Linked DNA regions of Homo sapiens: all the other regions are linked to region 2. The links are chromatin loops, found by intact Hi-C in ENCODE. Cell type or tissue: heart right ventricle. All regions are shown on one strand.

What was found. A loop is a pair of places that touch in the nucleus more often than their neighbours do. Peaks named below come from ENCODE experiments on the same cell type or tissue, not always from the same donor. Only the 100,000 strongest peaks of a DNase experiment are listed, where the experiment ranks them.
Region 1: it touches region 2 in a loop (3-fold over the local background); 13 of 110 quality-filtered maps call a loop at or near these places.
Region 3: a loop joins it to region 2, with 2.8 times the contacts of the local background. A loop is called at or near these places in 5 of 110 quality-filtered maps.

The regions. Positions count from the first base shown.
Region 1 is chr16:15,519,018-15,527,017 of GRCh38, forward strand. All of the region lies in intron 2 of MPV17L-BMERB1 (MPV17L-BMERB1 readthrough), which reads left to right. All of the region lies in intron 2 of BMERB1 (bMERB domain containing 1), which reads left to right. LOC105371102 (a long non-coding RNA gene) reads right to left here and starts at 1,994. Exons shown (of 3, transcript XR_933129.3): 1 at 1,909-1,994. In heart right ventricle, a CTCF peak has its summit at 4,142; DNase peaks (open chromatin) are centred at 2,571, 2,866 and 4,234; H3K27ac peaks cover 1,483 bases.
Region 2 is chr16:15,700,190-15,708,189 of GRCh38, forward strand. All of the region lies in intron 8 of NDE1 (nudE neurodevelopment protein 1), which reads left to right. It overlaps MYH11 (myosin heavy chain 11), which reads right to left. Exons shown (of 41, transcript NM_002474.3): 41 at 2,946-3,934. The coding sequence ends at 3,802. Among named protein-coding and RNA genes, the nearest start is that of NDE1, 54 kb to the left of the region's middle. In heart right ventricle, a CTCF peak has its summit at 4,522 (motif pointing left); a DNase peak (open chromatin) is centred at 4,512.
Region 3 is chr16:15,603,870-15,611,869 of GRCh38, forward strand. MARF1 (meiosis regulator and mRNA stability factor 1) reads right to left here. Exons shown (of 27, transcript NM_014647.4): 18 at 7,723-7,865; 19 at 7,106-7,239; 20 at 5,654-5,856; 21 at 4,422-4,649; 22 at 299-529. MIR6506 (microRNA 6506) reads right to left here and starts at 7,226; the gene lies at 7,161-7,226. RefSeq lists an enhancer at 6,603-6,897. In heart right ventricle, no CTCF peak of the experiment used is centred here; a DNase peak (open chromatin) is centred at 4,022; H3K27ac peaks cover 1,933 bases.

The DNA.
Region 1 (8,000 bases), 180 kb before region 2:
GTCAAATGTGCAATAAATTATTCTTTCTCACTCCATCCTTACCCCAACAATCCTCTTACACACACACACACACACACACACACACACACACGTGAGACACTCTTGGCACAGAGTAGGAGAGAAAAAAATTTCAGACCCTACTGATCATTTTCAGGCTCAGGCGAGGAAGCTTTAAGTGACAGGAATGTGACAGCCCTGGGCTGAAAGACTCCCGGTGGCCGTAGTGTAATAGCCGCGGTGAGATTTGTTTTGTCACACCTGCTGCGAAGTAATCACCTTAATGCCCATCAGCTGCTGCAGAGACCATGTGAGTCAGCCCCTATTTCATGGTTGAGAATGTGTCTCACTTCCAATGCTTCTCGCAGCATTAACTCTTTTATTTTTATTTCTTGTGACAGAGTCTCGCTCTGTCGCCCAGGCTGGAGTGCAGTGGTGCGATCTCGGCTCACTGCAACCTCCGTCTCCTGGGTTCAAGCGATTCTTGTGCCTCGGCCTTCCAAGTAGCTGAGACTACAGGTGCCCACCACCATGCCCAGCTAATTTTTGTATTTTTAGTAGAGACAAGGTTTCACCATGTTGGCCAGGCTGGTCTTGAACTCCTGGCCTCAAGTGATCTGCCCTCCTTGGCCTCCTTGGGATTACAGGTGTGAGCCACTGCACCCAGCCTGCATTGACTCTTTTAAGCATGAGTCCGGGGGGGACTGCCTGCCCCAGCCCCAAAGCTCTGGCACCCTCACATTTAGATTATTTCATGGGCTTCCTTTTTCTCAGCTGATTTAACTTGTCCTTTCCCCCAAGATCCACAGCCCCTGCCTGTTCTTCCTCTTTTCCTGCCACGACAGTGAGGAAGAAGAGGAGGGAGATTTCCCTACTCCCAGGGAATGGTGAGAACTCGGGAGATGTGGGATCAGAGGTCATCATCCTGGCTCTCTGACGTCCTTGGTCTGTGACCTTGGACACATGAGGGAGCACACAGAGTTGCTGTTTCCCGCGGGCACTGATATGCCACCCTGAGTGCTACGTCCCCTGCATGCATTCACCCCTTAATTTTAGCTTCTTGAGTCCTCGCAAGAACCCCAATAGAGTAAGTTCTATCTCTTTTATTTTATGAATGAGGAAATTGAGGTCGGAGAGGCAAAGTGACTTGTTCGAGGTCACCAGCTAGGATAAAGTAGTACCAGGATTTGAACCCAAGGTGTCTGTCTCGTGGGGGCAGAGCCCTTAACCTTAAGCTGTTCTGTTATCTTTATTCTCAATGCCAGGACCCCTTTTCTCTTTGCCTTACTCTTTTACAACGCAAGGACAAACCCCCGATTAGATGCCCCCAGTCCCACACTTGGTCTTGTCTTGTTCTGCAATGTTGAATTGTGTGTGGTGGAACTTGGACAGATTTTACTAAGTCAGGCTTTGGACTTTTCTGTACCATTGAAACTGACCCAATAGTCCCATCATAGATGTTCTTTTTTTTTTTTTTTTTTTTTGAGACAAGAGTCTCGATCTGCCACCCAGGCTGGAGTGCAGTGGGGCACGATCTGGACTCACTACAAGCTCCACCTCCCGGGTTCACGCCATTCTCCTGCCTCAGCCTCCCGAGTAGCTGGGACTACAGGCGCCCGCCACCACGCCTGGCTAACTTTTTTTTGTATTTTTTAGTAGAGACGGGGTTTCACCGTGTTAGCCAGGATGGTCTCGATCTCCTGACCTCGTGATCCTCCCGCCTTGGCCTCCCAAAGTGCTGGGATTACAGGCATGAGCCACTGCACCCGGCCCATAGATACTCTTTTGGATAAATACAGAAGTTGACCTTTCTGATCTTAAAGCTTGAAGCCCTCATTTGTCTTATCTGAGTTATTTCCTCAGGAAGGGACCCCCAGGCCTCTCAAAAAATATCAAAGAACTGAAACTCACCAGATTACCACATCCAGAGATGAGATACCAGACCCCTCATTCATCATGATTGCTTCCTTGCTCCTCCCGAGTTCCTGTTTTCTTCATGATTGCTTCCTTGCTCCTCCCGAGTTCCTGTTTTCTTATACATTGTTACATTTCTTCCCTGCTATGTAAACTCCTAGTTTTAGTTGGTCAGGGAGATGGATTTGAGACTGAGCTCCCATCTCCTTGGCTGCAGCACGCAATTAAAATCTTCCTTGGCAATACTCATCTTGTCAGTGATGGGCTTTCTATGCGGCGAGCAGCAGGACCTAGACCAAACCCCTGGTGTTTCAGTATCACCATTTCTCTGCACATAAACTGTTTATTTCAGAGACCAAAATGATGAGCTCCAATGCAGACAGTCAAAGTTTGTGAAGTCAGTCTGCTGGGAATGTGCTGTAGAAAAAGAACCCGGTTCCCGTAATAACTCTTAAGGCCCACAACAGTTGGCATTTACAGACCCCTTATTGTGGACCTAGGCTTGTGCTAAGCCCTTTACACACATGCTCACATAACCCACATCAAATGCTTACTAACAGAAAGATGCATCAGGAACCACCCCAACCCAGGACACCCACTTGCCCTGAATCAGGCCCAGGAGGTCAAGTTCACAGACCAGCCATAAGTGAGCTCCCAGCAGGCAGGTGTGAACTCTGAGTGTGCTCCTCACTCTGAATTTCCAGTGTGTGTTCCCTTGCTGACTTCCCTTTGCTTGACCCCTGGTTTCCAATGTGCAAAATGGCATTTAGAGATCTCTTTCTTGAGGCTTGGCAATTTTATCAACTTTACTGGAACAGGGCAGTAACACAAAACTGCCTCCGGAAAACAGGCAGCAAACATCTGGCAGATAATGCTTGAAACGCCTGTGTTTTCTCACTTCTTGACCCTATGTTCCACCCACCTCCTAGTACCTCCCACTGCTACCCCATCTCCCTACCCATCCTGCCCCCATCTTACTGCAGGCAAGAACTCTCAGAGGCTGTCAACAACCTCAGACTCATTTTCTCGCCTTCCTTCCAGCACTGAATCACATCATTAGTTTTTAATAATTCTTCTTGCAGCCCCTCTGGCTCGCTTCAGCTTTTCCACATCTAGTCTACCAACCCGCTCCTGCTGTTTATCTGGGTTTCAGATAATTAAGTATCTTTGGCCTCCACATGGGGCAGGGGTGTGGTTATCTTCCTTTTACACCCGCTTGCTGGATTTTCATAAAAAGGGATAGCATGCCCTGCCACTCAGCTTGCTCTGGGCAAAAGCAGGTTTTAATCAGCCAGAGACAGAACTGCAGCAGGCAGGGAAGGTAGGCGTGCGAAGGACATATTTCAAGAGCACAGCCTTTGAGTTCCAATATTTCCAGAGCCTGGGCTTGAAATCCAGTAACTTCGTTTTATTAAGAGGTACCAAGTGTGGTAAAGAGGACAGGCCCTGGGAACCTGGCAGAGATTCAAAATGGGGTAATAGTGCATGCATTGTGTTGAAAACCACACACACACACACACACACACGGAAAGTGTGTGCATTGTAGATAGCAGTTCTTTTAAAACATTTTCTATGCTGGCTAGTTTTCTAGTGTTTTATTGTTTTGATTCATATAATCCTCACTATCACCATCCAGGCAGAAAATATCACATAGCCTTTATTTTATAGATGAGGAAACTGAGGCACTGAGAGGTCAAGTCTCTTGCCCATGGTTGTACAGTTTCCATGAAATAGCATTCTAAGTCCAGATGAAATGGGAAAAGTTCCCTTGTCCCCCTCGCAGGGTGTGTGATGTCGGAGTGGCTCGCTTCTTCAGTGCCCCGCTGCTCAAACCTCTAGGGGACCATAGAGATGGGCCAGTTGTCGGGATCTGATCCCACGGCAGTGTCTAGGGGTGGATGTTTACAACTCCTGAAGCTTCAGTGTGTGTGTGTTACATGGTGCTCTTTTAGTTTTGCTATCTATAGGCGGCTTGTGTTAACTAGCTCAATTAGACCCTCTACGTTGTCCCAAGGACAGAGGGCTTTCTGTATCCTGGGTTCTTGCCTTGGTGCACCAGAAGAATCGGATCACACCTGGACTTGGAGAATGAGAGCAAGGTTTTATTGAGTGGAGGTAGCTCTCAGCAGATGGGGGAAGCCAGAAGGGGATGGAGTGGGAAGGTTTCCCCCTGGAGTCAGGCCGCCCAGCAGCCTGGGCACTCCTCCGACTGCCCAGGCCAAACTCCACTTTGTTCCGCCAGTAGATGGCCTGCCAGCATCTGTCATGTGCTCTTCTGCCAGCGTGTTCCTCTTGACGTCTTCTTGACATCCAGACGCTTGTGTCTTCTTTGCCGATCTGCAGCTCTTGACGTCCAGCAGCTTGTGTGTCACCTGCTAGGGTCTTGGGGTTTTTATAGATACAGGATGGGGGCATGGCAGGCCAGGGTGGTCTTGGGAAATGCAACATTTGGGCAGGAAAACAAAAATGCCTGTCCTCACCTAGGACTGTGGGCACAGGCGTGGGGGTGGAGCCCTTACCAGGGACCACACCCTCCTCTACCCAGCACTTCCCTTCCTTCCTTCTGTAGCATTTAAAGCGACCATGCCCTTCCCTTCCTATCACCTCTCTTGCATATCACAGAGTCCATGGTCTCAGTCATCAAGCTGTGGGGTCTCTCAACTAGCTTTGAATTCTACTTCTTACCAACTGTGTGGCCTGGAGCAAATACTTTGTCCTGTTTCAGCCTCGGCTTCCCCATCAGTACAAGGGGGACAGTGATATCTCCCTGCAGCATCATAGCAAGGGATGAAAACAGACACAGGTATGAAATTGGGTGGCCCTTCCTAGGTAGTAAGCAATTCAAAATTCCCTTCTTTCCTTTCATTGTTAACATTGTGCTTCGTGGGAGAGTAGGGCATCAGGGCTGCTTATGGTTGTCTCCAGAGAATTCCCAGAAAATATTCCTCTCCCCAAGAGAAGATGGGATTCACTGTGGTTTCCTTGAGACCCTCTTGGGAGGTGCCAACTCTCTTGAGAGTGGCTCTCAACCATTAAGTGCAACTCTACCCTGGGGCCTTGATTTTATTATGATGATTATTTAAGATTTTTTTATAAACCTGCATTTTTTCCCCTTTAATGAGCTGATAATTCTGAAGTCTGTTAGGAAGAGCTTCAAGCCAAGGGCAAAATGAAGCATGTGCGTTTATGTAACTTGACACATTTCAGCCACATTCAGGAGCTCTGCGTCACTTTAGTTGCACACAGGGTTTTAAATAGCATCTTCCAGGAACAGGTCACCATTGCCGGGGCCACTGTACATATCGGATGGGAAGAGATGCCCTTAATTGCAGAAGATCTAAGAAGCAGTTTGTCTTGGACAAAATATACAAGAAGTTGGGGTGTAGGGGAGGGAAAGGAAGGAAGAAGAAACGGAGAGACTAAAGGGAGGAGAGAGGAGGGAGAATTTCTAAGCTAGACTTCTGAATGGAAGGACCCTCCTCCTGAATTTCTAAATGTACTGGGAGGTGGGGAGGAAGGTGGGAATCTGTGTTGATTGAATGGAGAAATACATGTTAGTCTGGGCGCAGTGGCTCATACCTGTAATCCCAGCACTTTGGGAGGCTGAGGCAGGTGGATCACCTGAAATCAGGAGTTCCAGACCAGCCTGGCCAACATGGCAAAACCCCATCTCTACTAAAAATACAAAAAAATTAGCTAGGCATGGTGGTGTGCACCTGAAATCCCAGCTACTCGAGAGGCTTGAGGCACAAGAGTTGCTTTAACCTGGGAGGCAGAGGTTTCCATGAGCCAAGATTGTGCCACTGCATTCCAGCCTGGGTGACAGAATGAGACTCTGTGTCAAAGAAAATAAATAAATCAAATAAATGTTCTGTACTTGACAAGCTCTTGCTGCTACGAGTTGCCTTTCATGGTCAGAACAAGTTTCGAGAAGGAAAATACTCTCTAGAAGTTCCGTCTTCCTAGAACTGTATTACATTCTGCTCAGAGGACCACCTCTGAACCACCTAGACTCCATTGGGTTGGGAGGGAGATTACCATGTAAGACCCTGGTGATTATCAATTTTATGCATCAACTTGAGTGGGCCACAGGGTTCCCAGATGTTTGGCCAAAGATTCTTCGATGTATGTGTCTGCAAGAGCATTGGTGGATGAAATTAACATTTGAATTGGTAAACTGAGTAAAGCAGACTGCCCTCCCTAATGTAGAGGTGGGTGGGCCCCGTCCAATCAGTTGAAGGCCTGACTACAACAGAAAGGGTGAGTAGGAGGGAACTCCTGCTGCCTGATTGCTTGGGCTGGGACATGGGTCTTTTCCGGCCTTTGAACGCAAACTGAAACATCAGCTCTTCTTGGGTCTTGAGCCTGCCAGCCTTTGGACTGGAACTTAACACCGTCAGCTCTCCTGGGTCTCCAGCTGCCACCTATAGATCTTGGGACTTCTTGGCCTCCAAAATCCCATGAGCCAATTCCTTATCATAAATCTTTTTCCAGGCCAGGTGCAGTGGTTCACGCCTGTAATTCCAGCACTTTGGGAGGCCAAGGTGGGCAGATCATTTGAGGTCAGGAGTTTTGAGACCAGCCTGGCCAATGTGGTGAATCCCTGCCTCTACTAAAAATACAAAAATTAGCCGGCTGTGGTGGCGTGTGCTTTCAGTCCCAGCTACTCGGAAAGTCGAGGCAGGAGAATCGCTTGAACTTGGGAGGTGGAGGTTGCAGTGAGCCAAGATTATGCCAGTGCACTCCAGCCTGGGCAACAGAGTGAGATCCCATCTCAGAAAAAAAAAAAAGAAAAAAGAAAAGAATAAAGAAAAAACAAATAAAATAAATCTCTTCAGTAGTATTGGTTCTGTTTCTCTGGAGAACCCTGACTGATAGAGCCCTTTTTATTCTCAGAAATTTTCATTTGGATAGTTTATCAGGTTAGCAAAGACCTAGCAAGTTGGATAAAATGAAAATATAGGGAAATTGGCCTTATCTCTTTGGAAAACAGTTCATTGTTACCTAGTAAAGATGAACAGGTGATTATAACCTGCAGTTTTGCTCCTGGGTCTACCCCTGGTTAGCCAGTAGCTTCATGTGGCTATTTCAGTTTAAATTAATTAAAATTAAATAGCATGTAAAATTCAGTCTCTCGGTAGCCTGAGCCATATTTCAAGCACTCATTAGTAAATAATGGCTAGTGGCTACCCTATTGGAAAGCATACATTTGTATAGGACATTTCTATTGTTGTAGAACATTCTATTCACCAGCACTGCCCTAGAGAAACTACACATGAGCATCAGGAGGCATGTTCCAGAATGTTCATAACTGCCTCGTTTGTGGTCTAGCTGTACCACAGAATACTATACAGCAGTGAAAAATGAATGAGCAACAGGTATGAACATGAAAGCATCTCAAAAACAAGATGTTGAGCAACAGGTTTATATAAAGTGTATAAAAGTAAAAAATATAGGCCGGGCGTGGTGGCTCACGCCTCTAATCCCAGCACTTTGGGAGGCTGAGGTGGGTGGATCACAAGTTCAGGAGATTGAGACCATCCTGGCTAACACGGCGAAACCCCGTTTCTACTAAAAATACAAAAATTAGCTGGGTGTGGTGGTGTATGCCTGTAGTCCCAGCTAGTCGGGAGGCTGAGGCAGGAGAATCGCTTGAACCCAGGAGGTGGAGGTTGCAGTGAGCTGAGATCCCGCCACTGCACTCCAGCCTGGGCAACAGAGCGAGACTGCATCTCAAAAAAAAAAAAAAAAAAAAACTAAAAAATATAATTGTTCCGGGCTTCATATATGGGTGGTAAATGATAAAAATAAAAAGCATTACCACAAGTTTGTGATAGTGCCTACCTCTGAGGGAATGAGAAAAATATGAGGGAATGGGGCACACGGGGCCGTCTAAAAGTCACACACAGATTTTTACTTAAGTAGGATGTTGGGAAAATAACTGCTTTATTATTCCATAAAAATAATATAATAATAATTCTATGAAGTATGAAATAATAGTAAATAATAATAAAATATAATAAATCATATTTTATTATATTTTATTATTATTATAGTATATTTTATATAAATTTTACTATAAAAATAAA
Region 2 (8,000 bases):
GGGTTCAAACGGTTCTTGTTCCTGAGTCTTCCAGGTAGCTGGGATTACAGGCACCCACCACCACACCTGGCTGAATTTTTTGTATTTTTAATAGAGACGGGGTTTTGCCATGTTGCCCAGTGTGGTCTTGAACTCCTGGCCTCAAGTGATCCTCCCATCTCGGCCTCCCAGAATGCTGGGATTTCAAGCATGAGCCATCGTTCCCATGCCCCATTGTGTTGCACTAACCCAAGCGGAGGTCCTGATTGGTCTTTTTTTTTTTTTTCTTTTTTGAGACAGAGTCATGCTCTTGCCCTGTCTTGTCCAGGCTGGAGTGTAGTGGTGCAATTTCGGCTCACCGCAGCCTCCGCCTCCTAGGTTCAAGCGATTCTCTTATCTCAGCTTCCCAAGTAGCTGGGACTACAGGAGTGTGCCACTACACCCACTAATTTTGTATTTTTAGTGAGAAACGGGGTTTCACCATGTTGGCCATGCTGGTCTTGAACTCCCGGCCTCAAGTGATCCTCCCGCCTCAGCCTCCCAGAGTGCTGGAATTACAGGCCTGAGCCACCGTGCCTGGCCCCTGATTGGTCTTGACAGGTGTTTTTAATGTCCCAAGTCTCCGTAAATGTGGGATGGAGCTTCTCTCAGAGGCTCTTCCCCCCAACTCCCAACCAGGTGGAATCGTCTTCCAGAACAAAATCTCCCAGTGCTTTGTGGTGTACTGAAATCATGTCTAAGAACAGAGAACTTAACAGTCACATGCCTTTTTAAAAACTGGAATAGGCTGGGCGCGGTGGCTCAGGCCGGTAATCCTAAGACTTTGGAAGGCCGAGGCGGGTGGATTACCTGAGGTCAGGAGTTCAAGACCAGCCTGGCCAACATGGTGAAACCCCATCTCTACTAAAAATACAAAAAATTAGCTGGGTGCAGTGGTGCGTGCCTATAATTCCAGCTACTCCAGATGTTGAGGCAGGAGAGTTGCTTGGACCCGGGAGGTGGAGGGTGCAGTGAGCCAAGATTGCGCTACTGTACTCCAGCCTGGGCAACAGAGTGAGACTCCGTCTCCAAAAAAAAAAAAAAAGGTGTCATAAACCTCTGAGACTGTAGCCTGCTTCTTAGCTTCTCATTGAGATTCCTAGAGGTGCGTTCGAGTTTTCAGAGTAATTTTCCAGACCAACCAGCGTCAGTGGGAAATCTGACCTCTTTTGGCAAACTGCGATCATTCATTTTCCTGAGTCCCCTGGTGGGGTGGGGGGAATTCTGCCTCAGGACCCTGAGGGGTCTTTGGGGCAAGATGGCCTTGGTAATGCAGCCACTAAGAACAGGACTTCATTCAAAGGCATAATGAAGTAACCAGGGTGACCATCAAGTAAAATTAAAGCACAAGATCATTGTAGGAGGCTTCCTTGTCAAAGACGTGAACGTGGGATTTCCAACGCACCATGGTGTGTCCACTCATCACTGCATGTTAGGAACTGCTGTCTCTTTGGGACACGAGTTAAAAGAACACACTAATTTCTGGAGTGTGCCTGCAGCTTCACGGCCTTCATTTTGTTACTAAGTTATTTTCTGGAAGAACAGCAAAAATTTCAGGTTGAAAACAGAACTTTCCAAGTGCTACTGAAATTCCGCAGAGAATTACGCTGCGATGGTGGGTTTCTTACCCTAGAAACATCCTAACCTGTATCCACAGAAGATGTCCTTTTATTTTTTTAAAAGATCAATAAAATCAAGAGAAACGAATGTTGAACTTGTTGGGCTTCTGGTCAAAGAGGCTTTGTATGTTTATACTTTAATGTTTTCCCACAGAGTGGTGAAAAACTTTTTTTAACCAAGTTAAAAAATATGAAAAAATCTTTTTGAAAATTTCTATTCAAGCCAGGTTTTTAGAAATGTATCCGGGATGTGTTTGTGCGTCATTCAAGGCATATTAGCATCTGGTCACAAGATGGAGTCCTTTGTTTCCATGTTTCCTGTCTCCCAAATCTGTCTGATCCCATGGAGTTGGTGGTATACGGCATCGTTTGTGTTGAACAGAGCCTTTGCAGGCATGTCTGTCTAAAACACTCAAGCTGAAAGAAGGACAGGGCCTACAGCTTGTTTTTATGGCCCTTACTCTAAGAATGATTTATTATGTTTTTAAGGGTTGTTTTAAAGAAGATGAATATTCGGCAAGACCATATGTAGCCTGTAAAGGCTAAAATACTATCTGGCTGGGTGGGTGGTGGTGGTGGTGTGAGAGACAAGGTGTTACTGTTACCTAGGCTGCAGTGCAGTGGCGTGATCATAGCTCACTGCAGCCTGGAACTCCTGGCTCACATGATCCTCCTGCCTTAGCCTTCCAAGAGGTTGGGAGTACAGGTGTGCACTATCCTGCCTGGCTTACTAACAACAACAACAAAAAAACACCTTTTTTTTATAGAGACGGGGGTCTCTCTCGGCTAGGCTGGCCTCCAACTCCTGGCCTCAAGTGATTTTCCCATCTCAGCCTCCCAAAGTGCTGGGATTCCAGGTGTGAGCCACTGTACCCAGCCACCATCTGACGTTTTGTGGAAAGTGTTTGCTGACTCATTGGACAAGACCTTGTGTTTTAACTCAAAAAATCAAGGAAATCCTGTATTTTTCTTAAGATACTGGTTTTGATGAGTCAAGATGTTCTTCCCAGTCATGTTCGAGGGCAGGGGGCAGTGGCCCTTAGACCACACATCACCTTATTTCTCTCCCCTGCCCTCCCTGCTGAGCGGCCCAGTAACCCCCTTAGACAGTCTCACTTTGCATCTCTGCTCTGCTCTCTGGCTGGCTGTGGGGTTGTAGGCAATTGATTTCACCTCTCTAGGCCTCAGTTTCTGCATTCATGACGTTAACCCTGACTTCAGAGAATCTTTGGGACGATGAAGCAAAACCCAGCCTTCCCCAACTCCTTTTCCTCTATAGAAAACAGCTCAACAGAAAAGCCAACGACATTGTGATTTATAACCATTTATTAGTGAAAGTGTTTTTAAGCACAGTCAGGGTGTAAACAGTGCAGCATTCCTGCTCCCCTCCGTGGGAGCAGCGTCTCCTTTTCAATTCATGTGACTACAGAAGGCACTTGGTGAACTGTGCGTGTCTGAGGTGTGGAAACCAGGAGAGGGGGAAAGAATTCTCAAAGGCCTGACGTGAGAAGTTGGAAAGGTTTGCAGGTTAGGGAATGAATTGGGAGTGGGGGCCGGCGGCACCCATTTCGGTGACTTTCTCCCCATTTCATGTAAACAGAATTGCCAGGGACCGGTTACCGTGGATATGTTTTTCTAAAAACTCAGTGTCTGCACAATCCATTGATAGAACTGGAGGATGTGTCTGTGTTTCCTGTTGGGTTTTTCTCATCTCTTACATCATACAAACTTCAATTTTTACCTTGAATACAGGGGTAGTAGGGGTGGTGGTGGTGGTGGTGGTTGAGACAGGGTCTCTGTTGCCCAGGCTGGAGTGCAATGATGCAATTATAGCTCATTGCAGCCTCGAAGTCCTGGGCTGGAGCGTTCTTCCTGGCTCAGCCTCCCTAGTAGCTGGGACCACAGGTGTGTACCACCACGCCCAGCTTATTTTTAAATTCTTGTATAGATGAGGTTTTACTACGTTGCCCAGGCTGGAGGGTGGTGGTTTTTATATTCCTTGTGTGAGGGGTGTCTGTGATATTTGGAATTTGAGAATGGATTTAGACAATGCTAAGTACAGTCTGCTGGGTTTTGCTTTGTTCTGGGTTGTTGTTGGGTTTTTTTTGTTTGTTTGTTTTGGTTTTTGGTTTTCTTGCCGTGGTGCAAAACTGTAGAAAGTTGCTTATTCACTGGCCTTGGTTCCATTGAAGTCTGCGTCTCGAGTGTCCGTTTCCTCCTCAGAACCATCTGCATTTTCAATAACTCTACGTCCTCCAGACCTTCTAGAAGGAACGAAAGAGGTCTCGTTTCCTCGCCTGTGGGTTGTAAGAAAACACATTATTTAGCAAAGAAATCTTCATGGTTGGGATAGATTTTTTATAAATCTATTTTAAACTTGTAGCTATAGTCCTATTGCAATATAAATTTTTTTTATGGCAGAAAACACACACGGCACAAATAAGATGCAGATATTCAAGTTGAAGTCAACAAATCATTGCCAGTCTTAAGGCATGAGTGATTGAATTTAATCAGCTGAAATTGGTTGCGGGGGTGGGTGGAGAAGGTTTTTCAAAGCAAGACGATCTGCTTTTCAATATGTCAGGCTTGGTCATTTGAGAAGCCACAGGATTCTGGTCTGCTGTGGTCTTTGATTTAGAATAGGAAAAAAACGCCAAAAACCAAGCAGGGGATTTTGTCTTCTGACTTTATTCATAGCCCATGGGGCAGAGTTGAAGAGAGAACATACTGTTTTTCTTCTGTATCTCCTCACCCCCATTCGCCTTAGAGGTGAGTTTTCAAGATTTGAATTGGAAGAAGGTGAAATGGACAAGGGCAGCCTTGAGAAGGACACAGAGGGGCTCCCTGGTTAAAAGGCGAGACAGCACCCCCTGCTGGTGTGAATGTTCATGGACTGAGTTTTCCCCACTGCAGGGACTGCTGCATCTGTTTTGCTGATCGTGGAACATACCGCACATGGCGTAAAACAGGTGCCCAGTGAATATTAGAAAAGGAAATTATACGTGTTAATCCAAGGTGGATTATTTTATTAAATTGAGATGAGGTCTTGATATTGTTGCCCAGGCTGGTCTGGAACTCCTGAGCTCAAGCAGTTCTCCTACCTTGGCCTCCCAAAGCGCTGGCATTACAGGCGTGGGCCACCACACCTGGCCTTCAAGGTGGATTTAAAAAAGAAATTTAAGAGTCTCTCTCACCCAGGCTGGAGTGCAGTGGCATGATCTTGGCTCACTGCAACCTCTGCCTCCTGAGTTCCAGCAGTCCTTGAGCCTCAGTATTGAGTAGCTGGGACTACATGCACGTGCACACTGCCACGCCTGGCTAATTTTTGTATTTTTAGCAGAGATGGGATTTTGCCATGTGACCCAGGCTGGTCTTGAACTCCTGGCCTCAAACGATCCACCTGTCTTAGCCTCTCAAAGTGTTGGGATTACAGGTGTGTGCCAGTGCACCTGGCCTCTGAGGTGGATTTTAGCTCCAGCCAGTAGGACACCCCTGTCTCTCCTTAATGCTGCCATCTCCTCTCTGCGCTGGTTCTCTCTTGAGTTTATCACCTCGACTTCACAGGAAGGGCTGGTCACGTGAGGGGAGACTTTGGGTAGGAGGAAGAGAGTGGGCAGAAGAAGGAAAAATCAGATCTGCCTGCTGCCAGCCTTCACCGTTCAGAAGAAACACTTAACTCTTTTCAGCAACCGCAACAAATAATTATGTTGGGCTCTGGCCATCTGGCCCTGTTTGACCTGAATCGGAAGACAGGTCTTATTTTAGGACATCAAAGAAGAGAGCAGACTTTTGCTCCCCACGCAAGGGTTGGATAAGAAGCCATAAGGATGAACACAACTCAGTGACCAATTCTTTAGTCAAAAGGAACAACTCGGCTGGGCATGGTGGCTCACACCTGTAATCTCAGCACTTTGGGAGGCTGAGGCGGGCGGATCATGAGGTCAGGAGATCGAGACCATCCTGGCTAACATGGTGAAACCGTGTCTCTACTAAAAATACAAAAAATTAGCCGGGCGTGCTGGCGGGTGCCTGTAGTCCCAGCTACTCGGGAGGGAGGCTGAGGCAGGAGAATGACATGAACCCAGGAGGCGGAGCTTGCAGTGAGCCGAGATGTGGCCACTGCACTCCAGCCTAGGCGACAGGGTGAGACTCCGTCTCAAAAAAAAAAAAAAAAAAAAATCAAGGCCCAGAGATTCATGATCACTGAGAAGAGGAATTCGCAAATGACCCTTTTGTTGACAGAGGATGGGAGAGACCCCGGCTGGGAAAGCCCACCTGGCTATAAAGGATGGGACTTCCCGCAGTGCAGCGATCAGGAATAAATACTTAAAGCTGCAGCCACTTCAAAGTAAACACTCCTAGCCCAGCTTCACAGAGAAGCTTCTGGACTTGCAGCCCTACTAGAGAACTCTCCATCCTTCTCTCTCTAGATGTGACCCTTAAGTCTTTTTCTTTTTTAGCACTGTTTTCCAAGCGCTTGACTCAGAAGGATGCTCAAATTCAGCGCAGAGGAGCAGCAGTTTGACTGTTCCCTGTACGCTCCCCACACAGCTCTCTTCGTCACAGTTTTAACTCCAGGTTCAAACCCTGATGGGTTGGCCAGTTGCTGCGACTCATGCCTGTAATCCCAGCACTTGGGGAGGCCGAGGTGGGCAGATCACTCGTGAGGTCAGTTGTTCGAGGCCATCCTGGCCAATATGGTGAAACCCCGTCTCTACTAAATATACTAAATTAGCCGTGCGTGGTGGCAGGCGCCTGGAATCCCAGTCACTCAGGAGGCTGAGGCAGGAGAATTGCTTGAACCCAGGAGGTGAAGGCTGCAGTGAGCCAACGTTGTGCCACTGCACTCCAGCCTGGGAAACAGCAAGACTGTCTCCAAAAAAAAAAACAAAAAAAAATCTGATGAGCTGGGAAGTAGTCCCTAACCTCCACATCAGTGCTCTAGGCACTCTCTTTTTGGCTCTTGGAAGAGTCTATTTGCTAACTGGAAAAGCTTAATGGATAAATTTGCTCCCTTGACCTAAGAAATACATTGTGCCCTGGGCCGTTGAAGCTCCTTGCTTGGCTGTCAGCCTGCAAGATACTCTGTTTTGGCTGAAGTGCTTTTCTTGGAACTGGTTTCAAATCCTAGACCAAGGTTGACACCAACTATACCTGTTACAGGAACTAAGGGACCCCCCTAAAGGTTTTCTTAAAGGGTCTGATCCTGGAGAATCTGGAATTTTTTTTTGAAATAGAGTCTCGCTGTGTTGCCCAGGCTGGAGTGCAGTGGCGTGATCTTGGCTCACTGCAGCCTCTGCCTCCCAGGTTCAAGCGATTCTCCTGCCTCAGCCTTCCAAGTAACTGGGACTACAGACATGCCACCACTCCTGGCTAATTTTTGTATTTTTAGGAGAGACGGGGTTTTACCATGTTGGCCAGGCTGGTCCTGACCTCAAGTTATCTGCCCGCCTCGGCCTCCCAAAGTGCTGGGATTATAGGCATGACCCACTGTGCCTGGCCTAGCATTTGGATTCTATTCGTGGACTCAGCTTATCCAAGGCCTCGGGAATCATCTTGAGTGTAAGCACCTGCTAGTTTGCAAGGACTCAGTTTCCCACTGACCAGTGGGTTCTGCACTTCAGCCCACCCTGGAATTTGGCTTATCCTATGATCCCAATCAGCTGGTAGGAGAGCTGCTTGAAGTGTCCTAGAAACTCATCTGCTCCCCCACAAAACTGGCTCTTAACAAGACCTCACCCTGCGCTTTAAGTATTTTGGTAGTGACAGCAAAGCTGAGATTCTCCAAAAATGAAGATGGACACAAATGAGGGTTGGTTTGGCCTCTCCATGAGGTGAAGTCAGATCCACATGGCCTAACTTCACCTGTGAAAAGTTGGTCATGCTTGTAATCCCAGCATTTGGGGAGGCCAAGGCGCGCGGATCACCTGAAGTCAGGAGTTTGAGACCAGCCTGGCCAACATGGTGATATCCTGTCTCTAATAAAAATACAAAAATTAGCTGGGCGAGGTGGCGGGAGCCTGTAATCCCAGCTACTCAGAAGGCTGAGGTAGGAGAATCGCTTGAACCCAGGAGGCAAAGGTTGCGGTGAGCCAAGATTGCGCCATTGCACTCCAGAGCGAGACTCCGTCTCAAAAAAAAAAAAAAAAAAAAGCAAAATCCCAGAGCAGCAGAGACCTCTTCATGCTTTCTTGGGAAGGGCCCTGTGTGCATCCTTGAGTCTTGGGTATCCACTCCCCAGTCCCTGAACATGTACATGCCCGTGAAGCCTCCAGAAAAGGCTCTGCCAGGACTGTGCTTGGCTTTGCGGTGGTCAGCTTCCACCCCGTGTGCTGAAAATGCAGTTTGTAGCTAGACATCACT
Region 3 (8,000 bases), 96 kb before region 2:
AATCCATCCTGGAATGGGACAAACACACCCCAGAGCCAGGATCAGGAGACCAGGCTTTCATCCTAGAACGGGACAAACACACCCCAGTGCCAGGATGAGGAGACCAGGCTTTCACTGGCTTCTGCCACCCATTTAGGCAGGGCTGCTTCACTGCCTGAGGTCTCGGCGTGTTCATCCATGAAATGGTCTCTCGGGTCCCTTCCAGCTCTACACACTCTAATCTAGACCATCAGGTAATCCGGAAATGCCCAATCGATAGTTTTCAATGATAGTTCTAAAGAGCCATTAACGTGCCTACCTCAACCAAGTATGGCAGGCTCTTCAGCAGTTCGGTCAAGGTCATGAATCCATATTCACAGGGGTTAAGGGGAGTGTTGTGGGTACTTTCGTAATGTCTCTTGAGCTCCTCAACAGAAAGATGGGTGGTTCCTTCCCAAGACATCAACAATACCAGCAACTGGGCAGTGAGAGATCGCAGAGACTTTCGGTTGATCAGCTGAATCTGTCTGCCAGATTCTATATCGGCAACCTGGGGAAAACGAGAATTCACACTTTTCAGAGCTCAAGAGAGACACCCTAGGTTATACCCAACTCAGCTCACTTCATTTTGGTTAATGAGACCAACAGATGAAAAATCTCTAATTTTTTTCTCTTACACTGAAATAAAGCAAGTGGGTTTGTTTTTAGCGTCTTTGGGACACCAGACCAACATGGAAGCAGAAACTGTCCTCCCCCTGCCGGTCCATAACTGAAAACTCTCAACAAGATAATAATGGGGGAGGAAATTGCATCATTCTCTTTATTTTTCATTCATTCTTTCCAAACCCCACTATAAGAAGGACACAGACTGGCCAGCTGATGGCCAGTGGTCCAAGCTTGTGAAGTGTGGGTTGCTGTGCTCGAAGGGGGGTAGGGATGGGGAGGCTAGACTCTAAGCAACACTCACATGGCTTCTGTGCAGACCCGACTTGCCCATATGCGTCCCCAGGGCGGGCTGGGGAGGTGAGAGAGGGCCTACTCTGATTACAAGGCAAGCTGCATTTTTCTAGTCTGCTATTACTCACCACAAAGCTGGTATTTTCATCTGACTAGTAACTGTCCACTCCTCAATTATTTCAGATTCTCAAGGAGATAAAGGGTTTAAGCGGTTAAATGCGCTGAGAGGGAAACCTTACAAAAAAGACAGAGATTGTCACTTGGGGACCAAACACCATGTGAAGAAACACGCATCTGGTGACTGAGCCAGCAGGCTGTGGGTGGCGAGGGTGAGGCTGTGGCGTGAGCCTTTCCTGGCACAAAAACAGGCAGAGCTTTGGCACACACACGGCTCCGGCACTGCTCTCACAAACCAATGCTCATCCTGACAGCTTGTTTGCCCCCTTTATCTGGTTTTCCTGCCAGGGCCAAAGGTCTTGGCAGGGCTAAGTCACCACAAGTTGGCACTCTTTGGACCGTGGATTCTGAGAGGCAGAGAGAGGTGGGTGGCACTTGAGGAGCCATCCCAAGACCAGGGCATCTTTATCTGGTTCTGACATGTGCCCAGAGCCAAGGCAGGAGGGAGGCTGGCAGGGTCCCACCCTACTTATCATGATTATGGGACTGTATAGATTTCCTCCTCAGAAGCGGGTTTAATCAACCAACCGATACAAGTCCAGGGGATCCCAGTCATCTTAGCCACCCAGACCCCCACCATCACTACAGCTGCTTAGGAAAGAAACCAAACCAGAGCCTGCTCCTCTGGTGCGACTTGGATCCATCCCTTGATTCTCAATCCCGGCTATGCATTAGAATTGCCTGGGGAGCTTTTAAAAACACCAATGCTCAGAGTGTGCTGGGACTAATTCTATAAGAATCTGAAAGGTAAGGTTGGAGAAGCTCCCAGGAGACCCAGTGGGCAGCCAGGGAGGCACCACGGAGCCTCTCTCAGCTCTCCCCATTCTTGCTGCTCACACCCCAGCTGCCCACCCATCACACTCACCCAGCAAAGCCCTAGGTCATGGCGTGGGGTCTTCCTATCCACCTGAGTCCACCCCTTTCATCATCCTGGGCAACTGAACACCCAGGGACCTGTCCCACACCACAGCCGTATAGCCTTTCAATGCCTTGCCTCTGTCATCTCCGACGACATCCTCCTGTGTTCAATTTCACTGCAGACACCCATCTCCAGGGTCACAGTGCAAACCTGTCATTACCCCATCCAACATAAATCATTCAAACCTCCTGAGCATCCCACTTGCAAAAGCAAGTCTGGAGCTGCTGTTGGGGTGGGAGTGCAGAAAGAGACTCTACCCGCTCAACTCCGCCCCTTCTCAAACCTCAGCAGCATCACTGCCTCCTATCTGCTCCCAATTTGCCAGCCCACTCCCTTGCTTCACTCTCCTCTTTTGTCATGCTGGCACTGACATTCTTGTCAATATTTAAATTCGCTCATCCCATGCCTTTTCCTGACGCCCATCGGTAAACTCCCACCTTGAATCCAACCACCTGCTTTCCCTGAACCGACACCTGCATAGCCACACCCCAACTGCTGCTCTCCCAGAGTCTACGGTGCCAACTTGCAGTGAGCTCTCGATACCCCTGCACTCCACGTGACATCCTGATCAAGCCACTCTCCACTCACCATGACAACTGTGGACCTTCTCCCCACTCCTAAGTCCTGAGCCCTGCCTCTCCTCTCTCTCTCTAAGCAGAGATCAGTCCCTCTCTCTAGTGGAAAACCACTCTTGGAAGAGGACTCCCTTCTATTCCTGATGATAAACATCAGACCTGCCCATGCCTGCCCCCAGCCTATTGCCCTGTATACTTCCTCCTTCCTCTGTGTGCTGTTTCCTAGTCTCCCACACCTCAAGGCCCTCCTGTCTTACCCCTTCTCGCCCTTGTATGTTCATCTTCTCTCTCTAGACAGATCCACATCAATGGCTTTCAGACATGCTCAAGTTTTTCCAGGTAGGAAAACCAACAGCCCAAATCCTCCCTTGCTCCCTCAGCCCCACAGCCTCTAGCTGCTGCCACAGCCCTCCATCTTCACAAGCAGACAAACCAGGATGCTGTCCAGATGACCTGGGCCATTTTCTCACCTCTCCTCACTCCTCACCACACTCCAAGGTGGCTTCTGTCTACACAACCAACACTGCCACTGACCTGGCCAGCAGCACCGACTCTTCCCACTGAGCTAAACCTGGAAGTCAGGCAGTCCCTCTCTGACCAGCCCTCCTGCGATGCTGCTGGCCATTCCTCTGCCTTGGCTCAGGGATGTTCGGCTCTCCTGGTTGTGCTTCCTGCTCTCTCACCTCCTCCTCCAACCAATCAGTACCTAAGGAGAGCTCTGAGCGTTCCTACCTCTGCCAAGGTAAGAACGTCTTCTTAGCTGCAGTCCAATACATTAAAAAACAGTGGGGGCTGGGTGCAGTGGCTCATGCCTGTAATCCCAGCACTCTGGGAGGCTGAGGTGGGCGGATTACCTGAGGCCAGGAGTTCGAGATCAGCCTGGCCAACACGGTGAAGCCCTGTCTCTACTAAAAATACAAAAACTAGCTGGGCGTAGTGGCGGGCGCCTGTAATCCCAGCTACCCAGGAGGCTGAGGAAGAAGAATCTCTTGAACCTGGGAGGCGGAGGTTGCAGTGAGCCAAGATCGCACCACTGCACTCTAGCCTGGGCCACAGAGCAAGACTCCAACTCCAAAAAAACCCCACAGTGGGAAGGAAAGGGAGAGTGAACCCGTTCTGGCTGTTTACGGAATTAAATGACACAGAAATGTGTGCAGCTAGTAATGGGCCTGTAACTGAGGGTGCCGTCCTTCATGCTTCCCTTTCCATTCCTTCCTCCTGGCAGTGACTTCTTCTGGTCCTGTGGGGGAGGAGGCCGAAAACTGGCAGCTGCTCTGCCTAGGACAGGAAGGGTCAAGTGCAGTCCAGGACAGCAAACAGCACGAGCTGCCCTCTCTACTACAGCTCTGCCAGTGACAAAGGCCACTCTGCACCCTCGCTTGCTCCTAAGCCTACTCCTAAGTGGGTGAGAATGTGGAGGGAGAGGACACTGTGTGATTACGGGCTCCCAAGAACGTCACAGGCAAAACTCACACTGGAAGGAGTCAAGCTCAGGCCAGCAGTGCTGAGGCAGCTGCACCTCATGACCGAACCCTGGGGTGAAGAGTGACCTCATCAGTTCACAAAGGCATTGCTTTGGCAAGGCCATTCAGAAACACACAAGAGGAAGACCAAAACTCTCAACTTCCAAACCAAGGCTTCTATTACCTAATAAGCACTAATGACACAAAACGAGTCATAATGCTGTGACAGTTAAGTAGTTCAAGGTGTAAATAAAGAAACGCTACAGCACACGCAAACGTCCTAATGAGAATTAGGTCACTGTGAGTTTTATCCCATGAGGGAAAAAAAAAAAAAAAAAAAAAAACATTTACCTTCACGACATGGCAGAGTTTCTGAGTTAAAGCCGAAATGGAACTGACATCATAGTCTTGGAGACGAAATGTATAACCAAAAGTTTTAGCATATTCTGTAAGGAGATCTGTCATCATAAGGCAGTTATCTTTTTGGGACCGAAGGAGTTTAACAAACTGGGCAGCTAGAGCTTTGAACCGCTCCACCTCTGTCAGAGTAAGGATCTTTTCTTCTCCACATTCCAATACCTTTGAAAACACACGGGGGGAGGAAAGGGAAAATAAACAAATCACGGGTGTTTACAGAATAGCAAAAAAAGTATGCAGCTAGTAATGAAAAAACAAGTCAGCGTTACTGAATGGGTATAAAGTTTCAGTTGTGTAAGATGAAAAAGTTCAGAAGATCGGTTGCATAACAATGTGAATGTGCTGACCACTACTGGACAGGAGATATAAAGATAGTTACGAAGGTAAGTTCTATGTTATGTGTATTGTGCCACAATAAAACAATTTTTAAAAAGCACTTCAGTAGTAAAAAAAGAAAATAAAATCAACAACAGAAATTTGGTTTAACTTAGCAACAGCGAACAGCTTAGCACTGATGTTACCTCATGTACTCAGACCTACCTTCAACACGAAGGATTTTAAAAGTATAAAAGTAATGAACAAATATTCAGTGTAAGAAATCAGCAGGTGTGGTGGCTCACGCCTGTAATCCCAGCACTCTGGGAGGCTGAGACAGGCGGATCAACTGAGGTCAGGAGCTCAAGACCAGCCTGGCCAACGTGGTGAAACACCATCTCTACTAAAAATAGAAAAATTAGCTGGGCATGGTGGCGGGCACCTGTAATCCCCAGCTACTCGGGAGGTTGAGGCAAGTGAACTGCTTGAACCCGCAGGCGGAGGTTGCAGTGAGCCAAGATTGCGCCATTGCACTCCAGCCTGGGCGACAAGAAAGAAACTCCGTCTCAAAAAACAAAAACAAACAAACAAAAAAAAGAAAACCTACTGAATCTTTTTTTCAATAATTACCCCCAAAACAAGTTTGAATAATCCTTTATTGAAGGAAAAAGCCATATTTATCTAAAAATACTAATGAGTCAGGAATATGGCTTCTCTGACTGGAATAGCTTAGATTTTCATCCTCTTTCGTAACTCCCTACTTCCCAGAAAAACAGGTCTGGAACGTGAAAAAGTATTTCCTATACGTTGTTCAGAAAAATACTTTATAAAATTAGAATTTCTTCACTCACTTGTAAAGTATCAGGTATGGCTTCAAAAAGTTCAAGTAGTTTGGTAAACCCATAGTACGCAAGTTTGCACTGCCGGCCAAAGTGGTGATGGTAAGAAGGGATAAATTTATTAAAGGGCATCCGGAAATGGGGTTGGTGACGCAGCAAATCAACGACATCCTTGGAGAACTGTTTTGTCCTTTCTATTTCATCCTGAGTGCGTTCTTTTAAAAAAACCAAAAAACATAAAATCACAGTTTTTTTCTACCCATTTGTGTTCAACATCCACACTAGAGTAAATCCTTTTGGGAATTTATAAACGATATCATCCTTGCCTTCCAAACACACACAACCTAAAACAAACACATATACTCTTCCCTCTTTGCAAGTGGTTCTCAAACATGTTCCAGGGCAGAACACCAGGAAGTTATGATATTATTATATTATGAAATTCATATATATTCATCTTATAAGCTAGAAACAATGTCATCTTATAAGCTAGAAACAATTTTCTAGCCCCTGCCCCATATCTATTAACATGACACACACCCAGGTCCCTGTACTTAAGCAAGTACTCTAGAAATTATTCCCATGAAATCACGCTTCTGAATATCCCCACTTTTTTTGTTTATTCATCTGATCTTCAGTTAAAACTTGCTAGCAGAAGAGAGAATCAGGCTTCAAAAGTTGAACAAAAATAAACAGGAGGGAAAGCTTAAGCTGAGATTGTTTCTATTAATTTTTAAGTGAGAATGGGCCCTGGAATTCTATGATTTCATGGACATCAATGTTCTGCAGGAGCACCGTTTAAGAACCAGATAATAGAAGGAGGATACGACCATACAGTCACCCCTTGGTGTTCTCAAGGGATCGGGTCCAGGACCCTGCCTGGATACCAAAATCCGCACCTACTCAAGTCTTGCGGTCTGCCCCGCGGAAACTGCAGACACGAAAAATTGGCCCCCAGTATCCATGAGTTTCGCATCCCTCAAATACTGTACTTTCTACCCGTAACTGGACCTGTGCAGTTCTGACTTCAACTATTAAAATTTGAAAGGCAAAAGAAAAAAAAACATTCGAGTTGTCTTCCCTTCTCAAGTGTGCACAGTAAATAAAGTAGCTCAGAGTTCAACAGAAGAGCAAAGCCAACAGGCACGGTGACAGATTCTCAACTGGATGACTAAGGCTCATGTAGCCACAGCCAGGCTGCAGAAGGCATTTGAGCAAAGTGCTGATGATGCCCCTTTTTCCCCTTAGAGTCAATTCTAAAAAGCCAGCCTGCTTTTGTTCTTGAGAACAGCTTCACCTACTTTGAAGAACACAGAATCCAAAGAGCAGCAGTTTTCACACTGTGCTTTCTGTGGAATCTTCAGGAAGCACGGACAGGGAGGGAAAACCACATCTTCCATGCCACACTATGTTAAAATAACAGGAGATAGACAATATCCTTCCAGCAAATGTTAAGTCACATACCTCTTTTGGGGATACAAATCACCATTTCATTATCTTGTTGGGACAAGCAGATGGTTGTGTCTGGAATCTCTGATACGATGTCAATCAACTCACAAACACCATATTCAGTGACATCCCAGTCCTTTGAGAAACACCTAGGTTTTAACAACGGAAGTGGATACGGAATGAGTAGTATCATCGGTAGAAGAACTACAAGTTTTCCGGCCGGGCGCTGGGGCTCACGCCTGTAATCCCAGCACTTTGGGAGGCCGAGGTGGACGGATCACGAGGTCAAGAGATCGCGACCATCCTGGCTAACATGGTGAAACCCCGTCTCTACTAAAAAATAGAAAAAATAAGCCGGGTGTGGTGGCGGGCGCCTGTAGTCCCAGCTACTCTGGAGGCTGAGGCAGGACAACGGCATAAACCCGGGAGGCGGAGCTTGCAGTGAGCCAAGATCGTGCCACTGGGCGACAGAGCGAGACTCCGTCTCAAAAAAAAAAAAAAAAAAACAAAAAACTACTACAAGTTTTCCAAAAGAATGCTTAATAGAAATACTAGATAACTATTTAGAGTTTGGCAGAAGATAAAATGTCCTAAAATATTTACTTTCATTTCTGTTCTTTTCATCAACTCACCAGTGATAAGCCTGTGAGAATTCTCTCACAATGACCTGTTTGCTGGCCTGGGATTTGAGAAGTTTTAGTAAATCCTGAGTAAAGCGCTTCACCTGGGCCCTGTGGGTAAGGGTCAGCAGACGTTTGGAGCCCATTCCAAGAATCTGCAAAGCAAATAGTTTATTTATACACATAAGACCTCAGCAGACAGCGACTTCCTTGCTGCTGGCTCACCCTCTCGTTACTAGCCTCAGAGCATGACTCCCTTTATGTAGAATGTGTGCAATTTGAAACACATG